Regions from separate parts of the Homo sapiens genome. Here region 1 is linked to region 2. The links are chromatin loops, found by intact Hi-C in ENCODE. Cell type or tissue: sigmoid colon. All regions are shown on one strand.

Region 1 (8,000 bases), 510 kb after region 2:
GTATCTTAATGCATAAGAAATTATGAGACAGCACAAATAAAAACCAATCTTTTATGCAGAAAGTTTCAATTAAAGTGAAATTCATATTTTAAATTACCAAATTATAACTGGAAAAGTTTGTAATGTTTTCAAAATGGCCTTCGCTAAACTACCTTTATCTAGCCTGGAGGCTAGAGATGGAACTTAACTATCCACTTAAATTATATCTATGTATTTGTGCAAAGTTAAAACTTTAAATCTAATAAATTATTTGAATCAATTAAAACAAAGTCATTATTATTTGGAAAACTAAATCTTGGCCATGATGAATATCTTAATTATTTTGACATATGAAATATGCAGTGTAATTTTTATGTGGGGTTACATTTGGAATTTTCCTACATTTCATATTTAGTAAATGGATTTATTATAAGAACAGTGATTTTTTTTAAAGAATGAATTTAATAAGTAACTTTTGAAATTTTGATTTACAGATCATTATTGCCATCTGCTGGTTACATAGTTTAATTGCATTTTTTAAAATTCCCAATTGTTTTACTAAAAGACAAAGGAAAAAACTGAGGCAAGTTTTAGATATCCATAACCGGATTAGAGATCTCTATGTAAGACAGATAATTTGCAGCCAGGTGCAGTGGCTCATACCTGTAATCCCAATACTTTGGGAGGCAGAGGCGGCAGGAGTGCTTGAGTCTAGGAGTTTTAGACCAGCCTGGGCAACATAGTGATACCCCATCTCTACAGAAATAAACAAATTAGCTGTGTGTGGTGGCCTGCACCTGTAGTCCTTGCTACTCAGGAGGCTGAGGCAGGAGGATCCCTTGAGCCCAGGAGTTCAAGGTTTCAGTGAGCACCATCACACTTTAGCCTGTGTGACAGTGAGACCCTATCTTGAGGAAAAAAAAAAAGCTAAATCATATGCAGCCAACAGACACATGAAAAAATGCTCATCATCCCTGGCCATTAGAGAAATGCAAATCAAAACCACAATGAGATACCATCTCACACCAGTTAGAATGGCAATCATTAAAAAGTCAGGGAACAAAAGGTGCTGGAGAGGATGTGGAGAAATAGGAACACTTTTACACTGTTGGTGGGACTGTAAACTAGTTCAACCATTGTGGAAGACAGTGTGGCGATTCCTCAGGGATCTAGAAGTAGAAATACCATTTGACCCAGCCATCCCATTACTGGGTATATACCCAAAGGATTATAAATCATGCTGCTGTAAAGACACATGCACACGTATGTTTATTGCGGCACTATTCACGATAGCAAAGACTTGGAACCAACCCAATGTCCAACAATGATAGACTGGATTAAGAAAATGTGGCACATATCCACCATGGAATACTCTGCAGCCATAAAAAATGATGAGTTCATGTCCTTTGTAGGGACATGGATGAAGCTGGAAACCAGCATTCTCAGCAAACTATCGCAAGGACAAAAAATCAAACACCGCATGTTCTCACTCACAGGTGGGAATTGAACAATGAGAACACTTGGACACAGGAAGGGGAACATTACACACTGGGGCCTGTCGTGGGGTGGAGGGAGTGGGGAGGGATAGCATTGGGAGATATACCTAATGTAAATGATGAGTTAATGGGTGCAGCACACCAACATGGCACATGTATACATATGTAACAAACCTGCACGTTGTGCACGTGTACCCTAGAACTTAAAGTATAATAAAAACATATATATAAAAAAGCTAAATCATGAGACATCTCTGTTTCAAAGATGATAAGATAATGCAAGAATATATTGCATCTTATCTAATTATAATGTGCTATTTTAATTGTCAATTAATCATAGATTAAATTATCAACGTAACTGCTTTAAGTTATTAGTCATTATAGTGATTAGTTAGTATACAGCTAAAATGTGACTCAAATAACCATTCAAAATAATGAGGTCAAAATAAGTGACCACTGTTACAGAAGCTGTAAAAACATGAAAACATCCATGATTCTATTCAACTGCACATAAAACTAAGTGTCATGATTTCCCTCTTATACACAAATCTACTCCTCTCCTTAGTAGGAGTAGATACATAATGATTTAGGCAACTATCTCTCAGTTAACTAATGAACCTAAAACATGTATTACTGTTTAATAATTACTAACATATCACTTGATGACAAAGAAACCAAGTGAGCAAAATATTAATTGGAAGTGTTGGCAAAAATAGCAACAACTTTTGCACCAACCTAAAAATCCTCACTACTGCACTATAGGATGGCCGGTCTAGAACATAATAAAGGAACATTTGTTTAAGCATGTGCTGTGTTTTTGATGCTTTACAAGCATTAATTCATTCAATCATACCATCAGTAAGACAAATATAACTGTCTTCATTTTTCAGATGAGGAAATTAATCCTAGAGTGGCTAAATTACTAGCTCAAGGTCATACATTGGTAATCTTCCTATATGAGTCCCCTGTGTAAAAGATTTAGAGCAGCACATGGCACACAGTTAATTTTATGTGTTTACTAAACATATGAATCATAAAATATATCCTGCTTCTTTTTTCCTTTAACATTATATCATGACTATTTTCCTATATCATTAAATATCCATGCAAAATGACTTTAGTGGCTGTAATGCTTCACTATATGAATGTTTCATAACTTAGTGTTTGATACTGAGGCCACTTCTATTTTTTAACGATATAAATAATAGCACAATGAACATTCTTATAAAAAGATTAATTTTTTAAATGATAAAAATGACCAGATTTGTACTTTCAAGGGCTAGACCATGGGTAAGAGCATTTTGTATCCCATCAGGACACCAAGTGATGCAAAAGGCAATTGGAAACTCCAGAAAAACCAAACTGACCAAAAAGAAAAACAATCACTCCACTTCACTTATTGTTCCAAAACACATTAAAACAGTCATATTTTAAAATAAGGTGCTTTGAGTTTGCCTAGCCATTCAAGAATATATTCTTCTTAACCACCGTAAATACTTTGTATTTTAAATGCAGTATTGGATAGATAGAATTTATTAGCTGTTAAAACTTGGGCAAATAACTACATCCTGATGCTTGATTTTAAAATTTGCATACAGTCATTGCATGATTAAGTGAGAAAACATTTTGAGCACCAAACACAATGCCAGGAATGCAGAAATGCTGCTTGAAAAAAATCTCCCAAAACAAAAAATGAGCAGTAGTAGCACTTACTGAATTTAACTGAGTGAGAAGATAAATAGTACTGTCAGTTAAGTGCTCTAGACCTTCAGAAAAAGCATAATTAATATGGGCTGGAGAAATGGGCTGGGGCTTGGAAGGTGACAGCATTCAGATGGGCAGGGAGAAAAGGATGCAAAAGCCAAGGGATGGCTTTTCCACATGAATAAAGGAATTCAGCAGTTATGATGTCTCAGGTTGTGGACTTTACCTGAAATGACTGAGATGGAAGATTTTGTGCCCGAGGAAGTGGGAAATTAAAGTTGAAAAGGTATATTGGGCAAATATTGAAGGCATTGGTGAGCAAGCCTAGGACTTGATTTGTGGGCCACGAACATTTTTGTGCTGTGTTGCATCAGGAAAAATTAACCTGGCCACAATGAGCCAGGCTTTAGATTGGTCAGTTAGGGTATGGGAGTTCAATGTGATCCATCATCAAACAGATGGGAAGTGAAGCGGTGTGGGCTCCAGCATGTGGCCCGTGACAGAGGACATGGAAAATGTCAGTGGCCCCAGTGCATCTGTGCCAGCCGCTTTGGCCTCTTGTAGGGCTGTGCGGTGACTGGGAGCTAAGCGCTCCCCTCTTAGTTGGTCCTGGCTGGTGCTGAAAGCGCTTGAGCACACCGCTCCTAGGGCTGATGACTTCTGAGGAACCTTATTGGAAAAGCATTTTGCTCTAAGATTCAGTAAACGCTGTCCCGTGCCAAGGAAGTGGCGTCAACCTGAGGCTCTGGGATCAGACCCACCGGACTCACGCCGGCTCTGCCACTTGTTGCCCGCAGTCTCGGCCCGTTCCCTCTGCGTTGGCAACGGGCACTGACTGTCCGATACCTCAGCGATCGTAGGGGAGTAGAGACGTTCCTAATGCCGGGCGCACCGCCGGCGGGCCGGCGGTTCCGTTGGCTTCCCTGACACACTTCCTACAGTCATTTCTTTCAGCTGAGATCTTTCCCTTTAATACCTCGTTAATTAACGTGTAATCTTTTGGTTAAAATGTCACAGCTAAGACTAAACCCGAAGAAAAGAATGAAACCACGGGAAGTTCTTCAGACAGTCGCCGCAAGGTTATGGGCCGAAGTGGTGCAGGGGCGGCGCCCGGGGAAGCGACTGGCAGAGCTGTGCGCACTGGGGGTGCTGCAGGCGCTGGGGAGAGTGTGGAGAGGCTGCGTGGAGCTGCGCGCTCGGGGTGGGGGCTGCACTCCCAATGAAGCGCGTGAAGGGCAAGCGGTGATGGGTTCTGCGCCAGTGGGGCTGGGAGCCCGTCCGGGGCTGTACATGGGGCTGCGCGCAAGGTGAGGACTGCGCATGTGGGCTTGGGGCCTGCGCGCACCGGAGGCTGCAGGCGCTGGGGAGGGTGTGGGGGGCTGTGCGTGGGGCTGCCCTCACCGGAAGCTGCACGCTCTGGGAAGCGCAGAGGCGGGGGTGCTGCTCGCGCTGGGGAGCACGTGAGGGGACACTCAGGGACTGCCCGCGCGAATGGCTTCCAACGCATGCGCCCCACCCCACATTTCACAGTCGCCATGACGACCGGGAGGTCCGCAACGGCTGCGGGGACAAGTCCGTTGAGGCTGCCAGGCGAGTCAGGTCTCTCTGGACCTCGCCTGACTCGGCTGGGCTGTGCCTGAAATTGACCCAGCTCCACCATACTCCTTGATTATGAGAAAACAAGGAGTAAGCTCAAAGCGGCTGCAATCTTCCGGCCGCAGCCAGTCTAAGGGGCGGCGCGGGGCCTCCCTCGCCCGGGAGCCGGAGGTAGAGGAGGAGATGGAAAAGTCGGCCCTAGGCGGCGGGAAACTGCCAAGGGGCTCCTGGAGGTCCTCCCCGGGGAGGATCCAAAGTCTGAAAGAGCGAAAAGGCTTGGAGCTAGAGGTGGTGGCCAAGACCTTTCTTCTCGGCCCCTTCCAGTTCGTCCGTAATTCCCTGGCGCAGCTCCGGGAAAAGGTGCAGGAACTGCAGGCGCGGCGGTTCTCCAGCAGAACCACTCTCGGCATCGGTGAGGAGAGGGCAGGAGAGCCCTAGGAGGGAGCCGCATGGCGCTTTTCTTGAGTCTTGAAGGAGATCAGTTTAACAAGCAAGGGTTTGTGGGTGCCTAGTAGGAAATAATAGCAAGGTCCGAGTAGAAAGAAGTTGGCCAAAGATCTTGTCATTGAACCAGGGGAGAGAGAGAGATAGGGAGTATATTGGTTTGAAGGGCTGTCAGATCGCAGAGAGTGTTTTAAGGTCTAGGAGTTTTAAAGGCTGAGGGGAAGGATCAAGAGAAGATGATGAGATTAAGATTCCAAGAGAGGAAATAATTAGTGGAGCAAGTCTTGCAATATTTGGGAGGGGTAGAATTAAAGGTACAAATTTGAGAAGCTAACTGTGGAAAAGAGGAGAGAGAATTCCTTTTCTGAGATGGCAGGGAGTAGAAAAGTGAGGATTACTATATGGAGAAATGTTAAAGTGGAAATAAAAGAAGTTGGGAGTGTTGGTGTCTAATGGTCTTTGTTTCAGTGAAGTATGAGGCTGGGTCACCTTCAGAGGTGAGATTGATAGGATGCCGTGGTCCAGGGGACATTCTTCTGTCACAGCTTGGAAAGGGCATGTGATAAGCCCTTCAAGCATTTAGAATACTGGCATCGTTACACCATATCATTTTTTTTCAGATGTGGTATGTGGGTTAAGGGAGGGAGTGAGAGACACAGAAAGATTTTGAGCATCTTTGGAAAGCTGGATGAATTTGGTAGTATATTTGACCTTTTCCTTATATATCATCTGAAGAGTTTTTGCCAGTGTATATAATTGTTGGGAGAATTAGAAATAGGATACAAATATAGTTGAACAGGATAGTCTCTGTATATTTTAAAATTAATGAAGCCTAATAAACAGTTAATGAGCATCTTTACAACCATTTAAAGTTTTCAACCTTTTAAAAATTATAGCAACCGTGCTTGCATACAGTCCAAAAATGCACCATGGGCCATACTTTGCCTATCCTGGTATAAAACAAGTAAATCTTCCGAGAAGTATTTAAGATAAGCCCAGGACAGTTAGTAATATAGGAAAAGATCTGGATAAGCATGGTTGAGAATTTCAACACTGCAATTTTTTAATTTTTAAAAATTTAATTTCTTCAATAATTATTGAATTAATTTGCATTTATGTTGTTAGCCAAGTGAAGTAATTTTTGAGTTTTTAAGAGGCTATTATTGGTGGTTTATAAGATGACTTGCCAAGTATATTTAGGATAACCATAAGAAATACCATTATAAAATCTCAGAAGGGAGGTGGGACTTCTGGAATAGCCAAGGAAATGCACTCCTCCATGACGACAATGAAAATACTTGGAAAATTATCAAAATCATTTTCTTCAAAACTTTGGAAATTAACCAAAGGTTTACAACAATCTAAAGGACATTAATTCAAGAAAAGATGCTGAACCTCTATAAGAAAAGCAAAGTTTGTGGTGTTTTAACTTGTTCTATTACCCACTCTTCTCTCTCCAGAGGAATTGAAAACAAGCAGTTCCCCAACCAAACGGGCACAGGCTGCGTTTGCAGCTCCTGTAAAAGCTCCATACCCAGAGCAGTGTCTCCTAGCTCCCAGGTGAAGTCTTATGTATACATGGGGCGTTGGCACAGGTGACTCCAGACTAGTCTCCTAGGCCATCTAGTAGCTCCTAGGTCTGGGCTCTTGGAAAGAGCTTGCAATTCATCAAGGGTTGAGCTGCACATTGGGGCTTTTAGATGTGCTGCTGAGGAAGTGATTGCCTGCATTTAATCATCTTCTGATGAATGCTAGAGAAACTGATCTAGAGTGGTTCGTCTTGGTTAGAACTACCTGAAGCATACTGTATATACTTACTTCTTTTAAAAATTTCATATAAAGGAATAGAAAATAATACTGAAAAAAATCAAAAAAGGTCACAATCATCCATAATTCCATCACTCTTACCAATTACCTGAAGTAAAAAAACCCTCTCAAGTTTCTCCCTTTGCTTGTCAAGCCCTGCTGCAGAGAGGTAAGCTCTGTTCAGAATTTGCTTTGTGTCCTGGATTTTTTCCTATGCTCTTAGAGACAGGATTAGCTGGCCGTCTTGCTTTGTGTGCTATCTTTCTAGACATGTAAAATAATACATTTGAAATACTTGTTTTAATGGTATTTTATAATAAAGCAGCTATTAATGACTTTCCTTTTTTTCTTTATTCCAGCTGTCTTTGTGGCAATTTTACATTGGTAAGATTTAGTTTCAGTTTGAAATATTTAAAAACATTTGAATTAAAAATTGCCATCACTCTTTGCATACAGTAAAACAATAACTTCTGGCTATATTTGTAGAACATCTTTATGTGCACCAATTTATACATGTATTTTGCTTTTTTACAAACCTCATATGTGAAACAGCATTTACAAAATAGATGCATTAGGGGAATAGTCACTTATGAATTAAAATATTTTTGCTTTACCAAATAATTCACCACACGTTTCTTTAAATATCTAGCTTTTCTAGTGTATTTTGTATGTGTAGTTCATTTAAAACCTTCCTTTATTTTATGGTAATTATATGTTGCTAGTGAAATAACTTTTTTTTTTTTTTTGAGACAGAGTCTTGCTCTGTCTCCCAGGCTAGAGTGCAGTGGCGTGATCTTGACTCACTGCAACCTCTGCCTCCCAGGCACCAGTGATCCTCATGCCTCAGCCTTCCAAGTAGCTGGGATTACAGGTGTGCACCATCACACCCAGCCAATTTGTTGTATTTTTGGTGGAGACGAGGTTTCACCATGTTGGCCAGACTGGTGTCAAGCTCCTGGCCTCAAATGATCCACC
Region 2 (8,000 bases):
GTGAGAGGTAAGTTTATTTTTTGGTAAGAGAAAGGCAGTTATTAAAGGAGAAGGTAGAAAAAGCTTAGTTTACTAAAAGCACTTTCACAGGTTCTTAGGAGAGAGTTCATATGGAAGTTGAGGAATCTGAAATTGATTTCCTAAAAATTGATTTTCTTAAAATGATCTCTATTCTCATATCTTTTGAATAATATTTCCATATCTCAGTAGAATCCCAGCTTGAAGGGACATGAGGTACATCTGAACTGCTGTTCTCTGGGAATCACCACATACAGTACAGCTTTGAGATATTGATGCCATAATGCCCCCTTCTATTTTCCTGAACTTTCCAAGAAGTTTTTGCTAAAAGTTGTGGATGGGCTGAGCAATGTGATCAAAGAATTAAAAGAGGGTTTTCTGCCTTCTTTTAGGGGAGGGCAGCAGTAGCAGGAGGAAGGTTGAGTCCAGGAATTGCCAAAGGTGGTATGCCACAGAGCCCCTGTCAGCCTGTGTACAGGGAATGTGGTCAGGAGGCAGATGAGTGGCGGAGGCAGCAGACAACTGGATTGGAGTCCTGATTTCCAGAAATAGTAAGCAGAGGAATTTGTCAAGAGCCTGGAATTCCTGTAATTAAGCAGAATGGGGAGTTGACATTTTCCTAATGGATATTAGCAAATAAATGTGACCTCATTTTAAGCTCCCATTGGCCAAGGCCTGGACATTCCAGTTAAAGTTTTTGACCAAATTATATACGGCTAAGTTGATGTGGAATCATTCAGTTCCACAGTAAACCATTTATACAGACAAAGTGACTTATTTGCATATTTTTTCCTACTATGTTTTTTAATAACAAGGCCAGTTTTTGTGAATGTAACTATCTAGTCTAGCAAGTATAGTTGTCCTTGGAAAGCTTGAGAAAGTGCTTCTTATAGTATTTATTAAATGTCATTTTTAGTTTGAAAACCAACACAGATCTCCAGGAGCAATAATGTTTTATGTTATTAAAGTTGAGCCCCTATAGTCTTGCTTGATTTTAAAAGGATGGATGAATGACATTGAGGAGAGGAAGATAAGTTTTTTGTCTCTGTCCTCAGGGAATTAACTTCCAAGGAAGGGGGACCACCAGCACCTGAAGAGATATCTAGCTTTAAAAAAAAATCGTATAGATTTATCAAACTTTACAGGTGGGAATTGTAACAATATTGAAAAAATGTCAACTACTTAACAGCTGGTAAGAAAATTCTTAGGGAAAGTATTAAATGTTTAGAGAAAATACTTTGAGGAGATACTTGGAGTAGGATTGGCCTTATTACCTGCAAGGCTTTCATTTTTCCTTCCCTGGAGAAAGAATATGGTTCAGGGGGAAGAGATGGCTGGGTGTGATAGAGAGAGGAGCCAAGAGGCTCAACTCAGCCTAGTAGAATTAAATAGACCCTTAGATGCACTACAGCAAAGCAGGTGGAGAATGCATAGGGGGAGGTCTCTCAGGGTGTCAGTTGTGAGGTTACAATGTAAACCTCTCCTCTCTCCTCTTTGAAACCTTCAATAACTCCTTGAGCGAATTTTTTTTTTTTGAGGGGTCCTGACCGCAAAGGAGGGAGGAGGGACAATTGACATCTAAGGGCACTATATTCTTTCTTCCTCCTTCTGTTCCTTAAGTTATAGGAGGAAAGGATTAGCAACCTCTCCTTTCATTAATCAACAAAAAAGTCTTTAATTGTATTACGTGCTGCGGGCTTGCTGATGCATAAGATGGTGGTTGTGACTTACGTTTATCACCCATATGTATTGATTTTATAGGAAGGTGATATTGGACGGAAAGGCCAAACATGATCAGTCTTCTAAATTTTAATGTGAACGTGAGTGAAAGATAAGGTGCTTTGCTGGATTAAAAAGCAAAAAGGAAAAGAAGGGAAAAGCATATGAATGAGGAGAATTAAGTGCAACTCTCTTTTCCTTTTAGCTCTTAGTTTGTGCCAGTATGATGAGGTGGAAGGTAGATGTGGGGTTAGACAGTTCATAAAGAGGAAAGGAAGAAAAGTAATAAAAACAAAAAACCAGGGAAGGAGGAAGTGAACACAAGAAGAGTGAAGAGAGGCCAGGCATGGCTCATGCCTGTAATCCCAGCACTTTGGAAGGCTGAGGGTGGCAGATCACTTCAGCCCAGGAGTTTGAGACCAGTCTGGACAACACGGTGAGACCCCATCTCTACAAAAAATACAAGAAAAAAAATTTTGCTGGGTGTGGTGGCATGTGCCTGTAAGTTCCAGCTAGTCAGGAGGCTGAGGTGGGAGGATCACCTAAGCCTGGTAGATGGAGGCTGCTATGAGCCAAGATCATGCCACTCCAGCCTGAGTGACAGAGTGAGTACTGTCACACACACACGAAAGAATAGTGAAAAGAGTTACTATGGCATTCGGAAATAAAGAATCTTTGCTGTTCTGGTCAGTGCCATGGGCTTATGAAGTAAGTGTACAAGACCCTTTCATTGTAGTTCAATAAGAGCAACAAAGTCCTCACTTGGGGAACCTGGTCCTTGCTTCCTGCCTCCATGGGGTATGTGAGAACCCATTCAATTCTAACTCTCAGCTATTCAGCCAGAATCCCCGGCACTATGTTTATTAAGCTTACCAGGATAACCACTTTCTACACACAGCCTAGCAAAGAGAATTACTTTTAACGAAACAACAACAACAATAACAATTTTCAATGCTGTTATATCCCTATTCCATTCTGTGGGCACAAACCTCTGCTTATTCATAATCACTTCATATACAACACATTAAAAGCATCTTTTGTCTTAATTATGTGGGGCTAACATTTAGGGAGCATTCACCATAAACTCTGTTAGTCAGTGCTGAAGCTTCCTAGTAACATTGTTGACATTTGGTCTTGCCTTACTTTTTTTTTGGAGCTGGTAGGTTTCTGTTAAAAAAAACTTTTTTTTTTTGACCTCTTGGGGACTGAACTGTCTAGAGAGGCTCTGGATAAAAAAAGCAGCCTAATTGCAAAATCTTTCCTTTGGCAGTGAAAAGATTGGGAATGAGAGTCAGTGAGCACCAGCCAGTAGATGGCAACACTAAAGCAAGACACAGCTTCTTGGCTGTGGCTTCTTTTCCATCCTGGGACAACCCGTGCAGCTCAGCTTCTTTGGACAGTGGGAAGTTGAGCAGTATGATGTTTATAAAAATGACAATTTTTACTGTTTAAGGTTGGGGCATTAATGACTGCTCTTGTAGAGACAGGTATTCAGGCAAGAATTGGTTCAAGAAATGAGTCAGAAACTCTTCTGTCATTTCCAGTGAGTTTTAACCAAGACATTCCAAATGCCTTCCTCATCTGGTGACTGTGCAGTGAGCTTCTCCTGACTCAGAACCATCCACGCATGACTGTAACTGCTGCTGCTGCTTTGTTCCTGAGGCATTTTCTGTTTGTTCTGAGACTCATGCTCCCTCCCCAAATTTTCAGACAAGAGGGCTTACCTTGCTTGGAGTGTTTAGAAGGATGAATGGAGAGTATTAACATTTTTGTGAGGGAAAAGGGAGTTTCGTGCTCCTTGAGTTTGTAATGAAAGTACATACCTCTCCCCAAATGTCCATGAACACAAATAAAATTTTCTTTAATAATTTGGGAGGTTCATGGGACTCCCCATGAGTCCATGGGCCCGCAAGATAAAAATCCCTGTTTGGGAAAAGCTCTTGATGAAGTCCAAATAGGCTATTCAGGAGATACAGTAAGTCTTAAAGGTCAGTACTGTCCCAGGCGGATAAATAACTGCTGGATGTTTTCACCCGGATATCCTGTAGGCAACTCAGCACTTTCCTTTGCCAGACTTGCTCCACTTGGCATCCTTAATTCTTTCTTAGTATGACTCTTGTCCCAGTCGCCTTCTCTTCAGACTTTGGAGTCATGTTTGATTCTTCTGTTTTAGTCACTGCTGAATTTTCACAGCACTCTCATATTCGTCCCATTTTCATAGTCAGTTCTTTCTTCACTTTGGGCTATTAGATAAGCCTGGATTAGAAATCTCATCTCCTGCTTGGTCTCTCACCTTCTGTTTCTTTCTATTCCAGGCCTTCCTTCTTACCTTTGCTAGGGAATTCTTTGAAAACCCTGAGCTGGTTGTGTCTCGTTGGCTCTGCCTCTTGCTCCCTCTTTTTAAAAAGTCCTGATTAAGTAGCTCCCCAGAGTCTGCTGGAAGAAGTCCAGTTCTGACAATCAGGTTCAGCCTTTTCTTTTTTCTCTTCCGGCATTTCCTTGCTTTACCTCAGTTTTACGCAAAATGGAATACTTGGCTGGCCATGTATTTTCTTGCCTTTGCTCCGAGTTTTCTTTGTCTGGAATCCTTCTAGACTAGGGGTTCTTCACATTTTTGGTATGATAAAAGATGAGATTTCATTGGCAGCCTGCAAAGCATACACTTTCTCACAATGTTTTTAATGTATAAAATGATACACGAAATTACAAAGAAACCAATTATATTGAAATACAGTTATAAAAATCTTTAAAAATCTGCTATGTTGTATGCATTCTTCTTTATTAATACATTTAATAACATGATATGGCATTGGTCCTAATAATTATCGTGGCAATTTATGGCCTACATCTGTAATGGAAGGAAATGCTAAATTTCAGTTAGACATTAGGGAAAATAAAGATGTATTTTTTTCCTATCCACATTCACAGACCCCAGGCTAAGGATCTTAAATCTAGATTATTGATTCTCCAATAAAGTATGAATCAGAATCACTGGGATGCTAAACAAAGCATGCTAAGCCTCATTTCTGATTCAGCAGGTCAAGGGTAAGACCCTGGCTTTTGTATTTCTAAGTGTTGCTGATGCTGCAGGACCAGGGATTGCAGTTTGAAAACCTCCAATCTGCCAGGCGCAGTGGCACACACCTGTAATCCCAGCACTTTGGGAGGCTGAGGTGGGCAGAACTCCTGAGGTCAGGAGTTCGAGACCAGCCTGCCCAACATGGTGAAACCACTAAAATGCAACTACTAAAAATACAAAAAATTAGCCGGGTGTGGTGGCAGGTGCCTGTAATCCCAGCTACTCGGGAGGCTGAAGCAGGAGAATCATTTGAACCCAGGAGGCAGAGGTTGCAGAGCCGAGATCACACCACTGCACTCCAGCCTGGGTGACAAGAGCAAGACTCCATCTCAAAAAAAAAAAAAAAAAAAAAAAAAAAGAGAAAGAAAACCTCTGATCTAGGATAGATCATCACCTCTTGCCATCTTTACCTGCCAAAACCCTATGCCTCCTAAAAGACCCAGGGAAAGGCCACCTTTTGTATTAAGTTTTCCCCTATATCCCCTATTGGAAGTAATTTCTTCTCCTTCAAGGACCCTGTCCCAATTGTTCATCCCACTCTCATGGCATTTAACTTTCTGCCTTGTTCGCTGGAGTAAGATGTGTCTATTCTCGACTTGGACTTGAGCCTTCTAAACTATTTGTACTACTGGAAATGCTATGATATTTCAGACCTCCATGAAGGAATAAATGTCTTCTCTCACTCATTAGACTGTGAGCTTTTCTAGGGTATGAAACATGTCTTACAATTTGTGGGAGAGAAGAGGGACTAAGGAAGGGAAGAAGGAAAATTTCAATAGAGAACTCCTCATTAGGGAAATTTATCTAGAAGCACAGAAATTAGTCATGAAAGAGAACACCTCATTTATTCACATAATACCCTTCCTGGGTGCTACGGGCTGAAATGTCCTTTATCCAGATTAAAAAACAACAAAGTAGGTTACACAGTGGACCTTCCAGCAAGTTTTCAAAAGATTTCCATTGGCCCATGGTCATCGCACAGTATATGGCCTCATCCAGGTCCCTGGTAAGAATGTTTTATGGGTCAGAGCCCTGGGAGTGCATATGGATTTTCTGCAAAGGCTTTGATGCAGTACTTTGGAGTTATTTTTAAAGACAGGATAAGCCCACTGGGGCCTTTGTATGGCACAGCTTATCTATACCTGATCAGACCTCCTAACTAGTGAATATCAATCGTTTGGAGTCAACCTGGGAGGAGACAGAGAACTAAGTAAGCGTTGAGCTGCAGGATTATGATTTCATCCCTGTACTGTTTCATTCACTTGATTTTTTTCTTCCTTCTCCCCCTTCCCTTTTTTTTTCTTCTCTTCGTCTCTCCCTTTCTTCCCCTTTCTGTCCCTTTTCCCCTCCTTTCCTTTTTTTAATCCAATGACTAGGTTAGCAATTATGCTGAAGGTTGGTCTATAGGGGCCTGTAGGTTTCCTTCCAGATAGAAAATTCTGAGACTCTACAAACAGATCCACAGTAAGGTGTTCTCCCTTGCCAGGTAGCAATTTTATCTGTGGTATTGTTGCTTCCCATACTTTAAATCTTGTTTATCTGACAGAGACTATGCCTTTGTGAAGTGGAAGCATGCTCTGAGATTTCCATTCAGGTCTTCTGTCTCTATCTTGCTGTACTTGTATGAATTGTGTGATCTGAGTTACTCTGTCAAGTTTAGATCGTGAATATAGAGGCAAAAATAGCAATTATTAACAGTGATGATAAACATTTGGATGTAGTGCTTTTCATTTCTAAATGGCTTTGAAGAGACCAAATACATCTGTTAGTATTAGTCATTCTGCCTGTGGGATTCCTTATCTTGGGTCAGAGGGTTTTGCTTGGACTCTGTTCTAGCTGTGTAGAAAGACTCATTTTGGTAGCTATTGAATTTTTCCCCCTATGAGGCATATTCTAAACTTTTAGTCATTTCTCATGGGTTACATATGTTCTCTTGGTGCTAGCTGTGCATGTTTCTATTCTCATACATGCATTTAAAGTGAATTTATCCTGGTACTGTGGCTAGATAAGAAACTACTGTTACTGAATTCTTTCCTAGGAGGGAGAAATGGAATTTTCTCTGGAGGTTCAGAGTAGATCTTCAAATAAAACTCTGATCTTCACAGTGGTACCCTATGGGGTAATTCAGCTGATACGTTGAATGCCTTTTTCCCTAAGGCGGTGGGCTAACAATGGTAGCTACCGTTTCTCCTGGGCTAGTCTAGATGCAAACGTTCAGGTGAAGGTTGTCCCATGCACATACCTCTCTCTCCCTTGTCACTTTCTGGGTTTTCTAGATGGATTTGCATATAGTTCTGTGTGTATGAGTAAGCTGTAAGGAACAGGTACTGGGTCTTTTGTCTTTTTACACTTAGTGTTGGTATGTAAGTGGTGCTCAAAAATTGTTGCGCTGAAATCCTCTTTATTCTAATCTCAAACCAAACCATATCCCCTTTATTATCATCTTCAACCACAAACAAAAACATTGTTTTCCATGTATAGATTCAAACTAAAATCATATTAAATTGATTAGGGAGCACATTTTGACTTAGTACATGGCTTCGAGATCTAAGGATTTATTTTTAATAAATACCGCTGCTTGCATGTGGAGCCCGGCTCCTTCCCCAGGCTCCTCGCATGCGTTCTTCCCTGGCTCTGTTTGGGTCCCAGGAGCAGCCCATGCTGTTCCCTGTGTCTTGCATGCTTTTCTTCACCCTCTATCTTATGTCACCCTTTATCCCTGCATCCCTCAGGCCTCATCTCAGTCATCACTTCCTCGGGCACCCTAGCCCTGTTTCTGCCCAGCCCTGCTCAGTCTCCTTTAGCGAAGGGCTCTTCGGTTCCTTTCCTTCGGAGCCCTGATCACCATTGTAAGTGGTTGACCATTTACTTCTGAGTAACTCCCTTCCTTTCTGTTCTATAAACTTCCTGAGGCCAAGGGCTAAGCCCGTTTCTGCTGACCTTTGCATTTCCAGCCTTTGCACAGTGGCTGGGGCATAACAAACACCAGTGGCCGTGCCAAGGAATGCTCAGGGTTGGAGTACCCCATAATTTCTATCATTCCACACAAAATAGTTCTATTCTTGGATATGAACTATTGCCATTTTCCCACTCTCTTGTAAAATGTGAACGTTAACTCCACAAGGGCAGGCCTTGTCTGTCACTATGTATCTTGAGCATTTAGATGAGTGCTACCTAGCAGGTG

What was found. A loop is a pair of places that touch in the nucleus more often than their neighbours do. Peaks named below come from ENCODE experiments on the same cell type or tissue, not always from the same donor. Only the 100,000 strongest peaks of a DNase experiment are listed, where the experiment ranks them.
Region 1: it touches region 2 in a loop (8-fold over the local background); 2 of 110 quality-filtered maps call a loop at or near these places.

The regions. Positions count from the first base shown.
Region 1 is chr12:63,665,244-63,673,243 of GRCh38, reverse strand. DPY19L2 (dpy-19 like 2) reads left to right here and starts at 4,751. Exons shown (of 22, transcript NM_173812.5): 1 at 4,751-5,187; 2 at 7,385-7,409. The coding sequence starts at 4,851. RefSeq lists enhancers at 3,344-3,843, 3,844-4,345, 4,795-4,854. In sigmoid colon, CTCF peaks have their summits at 271 and 470 (motif pointing left); DNase peaks (open chromatin) are centred at 4,653 and 5,043; H3K4me3 peaks cover 2,200 bases.
Region 2 is chr12:64,176,929-64,184,928 of GRCh38, reverse strand. No RefSeq gene overlaps it. Among named protein-coding and RNA genes, the nearest start is that of KICS2, 41 kb to the left of the region's middle. RefSeq lists an enhancer at 2,577-3,776. In sigmoid colon, a CTCF peak has its summit at 3,030 (motif pointing right); a DNase peak (open chromatin) is centred at 3,068; H3K27ac peaks cover 435 bases.